3 separate regions of the Homo sapiens genome follow, and regions 1 and 3 are each linked to region 2. The links are chromatin contacts, found by Hi-C in ENCODE. All regions are on one chromosome and are shown on one strand. Each heading gives the region's core, a stretch centred on a gene start or an enhancer-like site at or near the end of the contact. The rest is flanking DNA. Distances are from core to core; before and after follow the strand shown.

What was found. A loop is a pair of places that touch in the nucleus more often than their neighbours do. Pooled maps may share reads with other maps.
Region 1: a map with no recorded cell type shows a loop between it and region 2 (9-fold over the local background). The contact joins the enhancer-like site here to the promoter of NR4A2 in region 2. A Hi-C loop is called at or near these places in 9 of 37 single-sample maps with no recorded cell type and 3 of 50 pooled maps.
Region 3: a loop to region 2 is called in a pooled map, with 3 times the contacts of the local background. The contact joins the enhancer-like site here to the promoter of NR4A2 in region 2. A Hi-C loop is called at or near these places in 2 of 50 pooled maps.

The regions. Positions count from the first base shown.
Region 1 is chr2:155,144,481-155,147,180 of GRCh38, forward strand. No RefSeq gene overlaps it. Among named protein-coding and RNA genes, the nearest start is that of KCNJ3, 450 kb to the left of the region's middle. RefSeq lists an enhancer at 1,611-1,670. Within about 2 kb of position 1,436, at least 2 of the 41 ENCODE cell types and tissues checked have a DNase peak (open chromatin) inside an H3K27ac peak, as active enhancers do.
Region 2 is chr2:156,331,346-156,334,045 of GRCh38, forward strand. NR4A2 (nuclear receptor subfamily 4 group A member 2) reads right to left here and starts at 1,376. Exons shown (of 8, transcript NM_006186.4): 1 at 1,135-1,376. RefSeq lists a silencer at 1,128-1,327 and an enhancer at 1,558-1,637.
Region 3 is chr2:157,829,950-157,832,649 of GRCh38, forward strand. The region is part of intron 1 of ACVR1 (activin A receptor type 1); the gene reads right to left. Among named protein-coding and RNA genes, the nearest start is that of ACVR1, 45 kb to the right of the region's middle. RefSeq lists an enhancer at 1,086-1,587. Within about 2 kb of position 1,407, at least 13 of the 41 ENCODE cell types and tissues checked have a DNase peak (open chromatin) inside an H3K27ac peak, as active enhancers do.

The DNA.
Region 1 (2,700 bases), core at 186-2,685, 1.2 Mb before region 2:
TGCAAATAGAATAAAACTATCTCCTTAAAATCATCTGCTTATTTAATATTATGTAACAGATAGTTAGGATAAGATTTTAGAGACTTAAAATAATTATGCATTTCTTCGGTTGTTAAAGTACTATTTTTTAGTACTTGTTTTTGAAGTTTCTCATCTAGAATATTTATTACATGAGCGTTTAAATTCTCTGGCTTTTCTACAAAACAATAACAACAACAAAAAACATCCTGATGGGTTAAGGAAGTTAATATAGAGTGAATATTTTCTTAGAAATAGATGCATATTCTGCTTAAATATCTACATAATAACGTCAGTTAGCAAAGGGTAACTTAAAAAAAGTTATCCTCAAAATCTCCTGGGCAATTTTATTTCTCATTTATGTGAAGTCCAATACATTTGATCCTTGTTGTGTGGCCTTTGTACCCAACTATTTTCCAAGCTCTGATTAGGGAGACCCCACCTTGTATTGTGTCTGCTATTTCTAGGGCCTTGGAGAGAAGAGAGTGTTTTTAAGACTGCTTTTTTGGTCAGCTCTGGGAGTGGCACACCATTCTGCAACACACATTCCATTAGCCAGAATTGTGTCTTGTGGTCCCATTCAGAAGCAAAATGTCTGTAGAATGTGTTTAAGTATGTCCAGCAAGCAGAGAAAAACCAAATATTGATAAATACAATCAACTTCTATCACAGTAATAAAGCATTACTTTCTTATTAACATTTTATAAATGTAAATTATTTTATTTTGAGATCTGTGTTCAATGTAAAATTTTTTGAAGGTATTATATTACTTAATGAGGAACTTAAAGTAAAATAATTTAAGTACGGTAATGCAGACAGTAAATTTAGACTTAGTATTTAAATTCAGCAAGGCCCATGCTCAATTCTAGATCACTATGTTTAAGGTCTAATCGTAAAACAGAGCAGCAATTGCAATACAGAGTTAAGTATTTTGGTTGGCAGCAATACATATACTCTATATTTACATGTAAGTTATTACAGTTTAAAAGTATGTGGGAAAATAGGTTCAAAATAGATAAAGATTTTATAACGTAAGAGAATGGAGAACTGAAATAATTATTAAGTTTTCTTAAAGGAAAAATTGCTCTACATTACTACCTAAGTTTATCTTCTGTTTCATTTTGATAAAATTTATGTTAAACAGTCTAATAAAATATTAAATCACACGTCTTTTTCTTAAAGTTCCTTAAAATAATACTCTCGTCTATGTTATCAGTAAACAGTCTTAATATTGCTGTTCTCCTGAGATAATTTTTCTCTAATTGCTGCTCATTATTTAAGGAAACTTTCAATATTAGTAAAACATTGCTCCAAATCTTTCATTTAGAGCTATTATTATACCTGTGCTGTTTTTTCTTCTGCCCACGAAGCCTGTCAAAATGCAAATTGCTTTCTCTGACCAAAAGTACAGCAGGAGCACAGCCTGGCTGCTTTTTACACAAAACCACCAACAGATTTGTTAACAGCTGTTCTTGGGGTCTGTGCACGTAATGGAAACTTCAGAACCTTGCAGGGTTCATGGTTTCTTCTGTCTGCAGCACAGGAATCGTTTAACAGTAGGTGACACTTTTGGCAATGTATAATTAAAGGGCTTGTTTTAGCAAAATTACACCCTGTGTAACACATAATAAAAGATAAGGGGGAAGGAGAGGTAACAGGCCTGGGTATACAATTTAGTTTGTAGCAGAGAATGAGCACAGTTGGGAGCTTGACTATTTTTGCTGTGATTCCTGAGGTCATATTAAGCAAAACAAATCACTATGTTTCTACTTTATTCAGGTGACAAGTGGATCGATAAGATAATTAATAATATCTCTTCTTCCCTATTTGGCTAATTGAGACGAGGGAAGATTATAAACGGGTCTACAACATGAAAAACCAGAAGTCATTTAATTTGAATGCCAGCATCACCTCCCCAAGGTTATTGATATTTGATTTAAAGGGGAATAAAAGATGGACAATTTAAGTGAATCTGACTTGTATTGTTCTGAATCCATATGCATTGATTCAGATTTGTGAGATGTCTTTTCAACAAGGTAGCTTTGGATCAGTGGGGCTTGCATATTTGATCATATTTCTTTCAGAACCTTTCTTAAATACTCTTCATTTGTTACCACCAGGCAAAGGCAAATCTCTAGTTTAGAAAACTTGATTTTAAAATAAATTAGAAAGTAAAGAGAGAAAAGGCATGTTCCATTCCTGACATTTGTATATACTATTACTCATTGAAAACATAACATGGTAAGTTTGTTTCATAGTCATTACCTCTACCATCATCTGTTACCCCCTTTGAACTACACCGTTAATTATCTTTGCCTACTTCTGAAATGCATATACATAAAATCTTATTGTATGTAACATTTGAATATAGCGTTTTTGCTTATCATTATGTTACTGAGATTTATCAGTGTTGTCACACATAATTTCAGTTTATTTTTATTGACATGAAGCATCCTATAATATGAATATGCCACACTATATTTAATATTGATGGACATTTTAGTTATTATAAATCATGATGATATAGTTTTGCATGTACTTTGATGGACACATGCAAGCATCTTATTAGGTAATACAATATATTATAGAATTGCTACTTTATAAAATATATGTATGTTTAGCTTCAGTAAATACTGCCAAATAATTGTCTAAAGGGATTGTTCCAAGTCACATTCCTGCCAT
Region 2 (2,700 bases), core at 126-2,625:
CTTTTGACAGAGCACTGGGATTGGAGCTACAGATAAATTGATGTTCACTTTTCCAGAAAACTTGTCTTTCAGCATCTTTAATGGTCACAAGGCTTAATGGTCACAAGGTGGGAAGAGGGGATCTACTTTTCCAGGAGCTTCTTAGGTCAATTGCAGAGGGGGGACATACTGCTTATATGGTATTGGCACCAATATTAGAAGTGTTTCCCAGCACAGCAAGATGAACACCTTCCCCATAATGCCTTCCACAATCTGCCTTTCTGGAACAAGGCATTCTTGTGTCCTAGCAATTTTCAGATGTTCCCACTTGGAAGACATTCTAGAGCACAGACAATCTTATTACTAATGAAAAAAGAAAGCCAGTATCCTCTCTTTTTATTCTTTCCCCTCCCCCACAATCTTGCTTCATAGTGGTGGTGGGGGTGGGGGGAAGATTACCCAGAAAAAGCAGAAAGGAGACTCGAACCCCACAGCCCTTAGAGATATTCCTGTGTTGGATATTAACCCCCTGGTAGCTCCACAGTTTCATAACTGTACTCTTTACATATTCATATTCTCGCTCTGATACATTCGCAAACCCAAGGACAGCATATGTCAAAACCAGAAATTTCAGGCAACTTAGTAACAGGACACGCTACCAACACCACCCTTACTCAACAATACCCGGGAAACATCGCGCGCTGGCCAGCCGCGGAGACACAGTTCCCAAGCAACGCATAAACTGAAGAACTTCCTCTCCCTGTCAGTTTGTGGGCAGCTTCCCTCGTATACATAGGACTTGGAGTCTCCGTGTTCACAGGCCACAATCAATTCCTCACTAACAGCAAACTTTGCGCACATTTCCGCGGGCTAGTCCTCAGCTCCCAAACTGTGGAGTCTCCCTTCCACGTCCACCAATGAGGAGCCTGGAAACCTCTGTCGAGAGCCAACTCCCCACTAGTGCCAAAGCCGGAGTTCGAACAAATGCCCCCCGGTAACTGCGCGCACGCACTCCCCATCCTTCGGTCCCACTCTCACTAGAAGCCTCTGGCTCCCACTTCCAGAGAACCTGTCCCACACAAGTGGAAAGAAGAGACGTGCAAAAGAAGGAAAAAGCATAAAAGAAGGCGAACTGCATGGGCTGCATCTACTCACTTAGGAGTTCTCCGCGTCTGTCTTCATTCATTCAACTCTGCCGAAGTGCAGTTCCCTCTGGGAGCCCGGGCGCCGGGGTCGGGTAGGGGTGGGAGAGCTGGGCGAAGGGAACCCGGACACCTCACGGAGGGAGGGAGCAGGGACAGGCGGCCGGCTGGACAGGCAAAAGGGACCGCGGAGCCGTGCGCGAGCCGCCGGGCGGACTGGCCCTGGCCGCCAATGTGCCTTTGTTTATGTGGCTTGCGCTGCCGCTGCCAACATGCACCTAAAGTCTCCGCGCGTCAGCGCGCGTCAGCGGCCCGCCGCCCAATCGCCGCGCTGCCGCGCTCCCTGGACTCCTGGCCCGCGCTCGCTTTGGTATATTTCCGACCTGACGTCACGAGCAGGGCCGATTTTAAGGTGGGAACCGCTCTGCGTTCACCTTGGTAGCCAGCTTGGGTGGTTTTTGGTGTTTTTTTTCTTTTCTTTTTTTTTTTCCGAAAGAGGTGTGACCTCTCCCAGGTCTGCGCAGCCCGCAGCGTCGCGACACTTCACTTTCCCCGAAGCCCCTGCGCCCGCGCAGCGGCTCGGCCGCTCACATGTGGGGAGGGTGCAACAAAAGCACCGGCGGAAGGCAAGGCCGGCGTGGCCAGGTAGTACGCACCTGGAGCCGCACGGAATGGGATGTGCCTTGCAGCGCCCTAACCTCTCCCACCCACCTTCGTCACCCCCTTAGCGGAAGAGCGTACAGATGTCCCATGACACGAGACGCTCAGAGGGCTCACGCAGTTCGGGTGGGATTTCCCTACCCGGTTCATCCCCTTTTACTCCCTTTTCCTGTCCCAGGCCTCCTCCTCTTCTGGCATATATTCATTCTAATTATCTCTCTCTCTCACTCTCTCTACCCCACCCCCACCCCCCACACTCCCATCTGAAAGGGAATGGGAGTGGGGGTAGGGCTTATTTTTCTATGTTTCCTTATTTCCATGCAGTGCCCACGTTCGATGGAGGACGTGGTGCTTGCGGGGGGGGGGGAGAGGAAGGGGAGAGGGTAGACAGTGACCGTGACCCAGCTCTTTAGAAACCCCAAAAGTCAGAGTGAAGCGTCGCCCCTTTTCCTTTCGCAGACAATGCAGCCGAGCAGCAGGCAACAGGTGCGCCTTCTGCAGAAAGGTACTCTGATTCCCACCTTCTGCAAACTCTAATACTTTCGATACTCCTCTGTGCCCACCAACTCGTACCCCTTCCACGAGTTTTAAGGGAATAAATCGATCTTCGTTTGAAACACAAGGTCTATCACAGCCTCAATCTTAGAGCCCAGAAAGACTGGACAAGAAAAGCGAAGCGGGTGGGGATTGGGGGCAGCGTCTCCGCAAAGCGTAAGGTGTGAGCCTACAGCCCAGCCAGGAGAGGGGCCCGAGCTGGCTCTGGGAGCGTGTCCCACCCCCGCGGCCGTCCAAGTCGCCGCCGCTTCTGCTTTGCAAGTCATTTCCCCTAGCCACGCCGAGAGCGCAGGGAGCTTTCTAGCAAAGGAAACGCCGCAGCTCCGGAGGGCAAGCCCCCTCCCCGTCTCCCGGCCGGAGCTGG
Region 3 (2,700 bases), core at 157-2,656, 1.5 Mb after region 2:
CACGCCTGTAATCCCAACACTCTGTCTGGGAAGCCAAGGCAGGTGGATCACCTGAAGTCAGGAGTTCGAGACCAGCCTGGCCAACATGGTGAAATGCCATCTGTACTAAAAATACAAAAATTAGCCAGGTGTGGTAGCAGGCTCCTGTAATCCCAGCTACTTGGGAGGCTGAGGCAGGAGAATTGCTTGAACCCAGGAGGCGGAGGTTTCAGTGAGCCGAGATCATGCCATTGCACTCCAGCCTAGGTGACAAGAGCAAACTCCGTCTCAAAATAAAATTAAATAAAAGGCCCTTCATAAATGTTGATAATAAATGATGTACCCTGATAATGGATTCAAAGCAGAAAAGATACCATCCAAGAGAAATATGAACAATTTAAAAAATGAAAAAGAAATAATAATGCTAATGGAAAAAAGGAGGTAGACCTACTGGAACCCATTTTCAGTGTTGTCATGGCTTTTAACTCAAACTAAAAAACAAAACAAACTTCCCCAAACCCTAAGTTATAGACAAAGAGAACTACCAACGTTTCTGATTTCATACAAAAAGACAATGTGTAAACTAAGTGTATATACTCAACCACAGCTTCCTTGTGACTTACATTTGAAAACAAAGTATTCCCTACTCTAACATTTTAGGACATAATCTTTTTTCTAAATTTTATATACACACAGAGAGAGAAAACAAAACTTGAAATACTTATATACCATGCTAACAATGTAATATTACTGGAAACTAAATTGTTATCAATAAAATGTAAGAAGGGAGATGCTTTGTTTCACCAAAAAAAAAAAAAAAAAATGTAATTTTTTCCCAGAGAATTATTCCCAAGATGGTCACTTGGACTCATGCCCCCATACAATTCCCTTGGCTAAGCTCTCACTGGCTGGCCTGCTTCCAGATGTTGTCAGTCAAGGTGACTGAGGGAGCTCAAGTAGGAAAAAGAAGTGTTCTTCCTCTCACCATGACAATGTTACATTTGCTACATTTTTTGTCTTAGAAACAGGGTCTCACTCTGTTGCTCAAGTTGGAGTGGAGTGGCAGAAACATAACTCACTGTAGCCTTGAATTCCTGGTCTCAAACAATTCTCCCACCTTAGCCTCCCAAAGCACTAGGATTACAGGAATGAGACACCACACCTGGCCTTTACCTTCTTAAAGGTTTTTCCCCACCCCACTACCCATTTTCTCAGCCCCAGACTGTTTATATCACACTGGGAAGAAAAGACAAATAACACACATTGCTATATAATGTTATTCAATTTACTTTAATAAGCATGAAAAAGGTAACAGAAAGGAGGCAATGGCCAAAGACAAATGTTAAAGAAAAGAGTAGGAAGATCCAAGGAATAATAAATGGCTGTTATTAGCATTTGCTGGCTGGGATCACTTTTACACATGAAATTGCTTAATGCGTGAGTCATCTGAACTCATGACTGCACTGAATCATTTCATGTGTTCAAGCAAACCTGCAATGAAAATAACCCAGAAGTCTTGAGATGCCAATGACTCTCCAATCAAAATAATGAGGGTGGCAGATCTACCCGAGAAAAATCAAAAAACAAATAGGTGCTTAGAAAACAATTTTAAATCCTATTGTTTTCATAAAACAAGTGGGCAGAGTAAAGTGAGATTTTTTAGTTTACCAAAATTGGGACTGGGTTAAAATTTCAAAAGTTGAGAATTCACTGTTCTGGAGGATTCTGTGAGAGTCAACACTGGTGTCTACTCTGTGCCCACTGCAGGGTTGGGCCAGGAACTGGTTTCTACCCTCACTCAGTTCACAGGATGATCAGGAGAGCCCAATCCTTGGCTTCTACTCCAATAATGTTAGCTTTAAAATTAGTCTTACATGCTAATAGTTTCTCTGTCAGGGTGGTGAAAATGTTCTAACATTAGATAGTGGTGTCAGTTGAACAGTTCTGTGGCTACACTAAAAACCACTGAATAGTACATTATAAAAGGGTGAATGTTTTTGGTATATGAACTAACTCAATAAAACTGTTATTTTAAAAATCAGTTTGAAAGGTCTTACAGCCTTTTTTGTACAACTTAGACCTCGAGTACATGCTGGGCTGTACTCCTGGACCTAGCTTCACCACCTGGACACAGCTTGTCTCCCAGTTAATTTTTGTGAAAAGAGCAAAAGCTCTGGAATCGCACAGCTTGAGGAATGAACCTAGGCATGTTACTTCCCAGGCATTGGTATCTTAAGCACATTACTCTCTGCCTGTGTCCCATCTATAAAACAGGCAGACACCACCCCCCAATCAGATGAGAACTACTACTGAGAATCTGCAAATCACCGCCAACTTCAGACTAACATTAGTAAATGGCAGATAATTAAAATGAAATTAAATAATTAAAATGAAACAGCCTCTACCAAAGGACACGTGAGGTATCAGAAGAAACTAACAGGAAAGACAAAAACGAGAAAGGATGATGGCAAGTCAAGAGTCAGGACTGAGGCCAGCCTACCTGGAATCCTCTTTGGGATTCCAGTGATGCTTTGCAGTAGGGGTGATATGGGGTGGGAAGATGGGGATGTGTCTGCTCCCAGAATTATGTGCTATTATCAAGATGACCTTGTCTATGATACATAAATCTCTGGACTCTTTAATGCAAGACCTTTTATATGAGTAACCACAAAACAGAGACATTTTCTATACTTTACTCTCCTCAAGTGTCACTCAGCATTC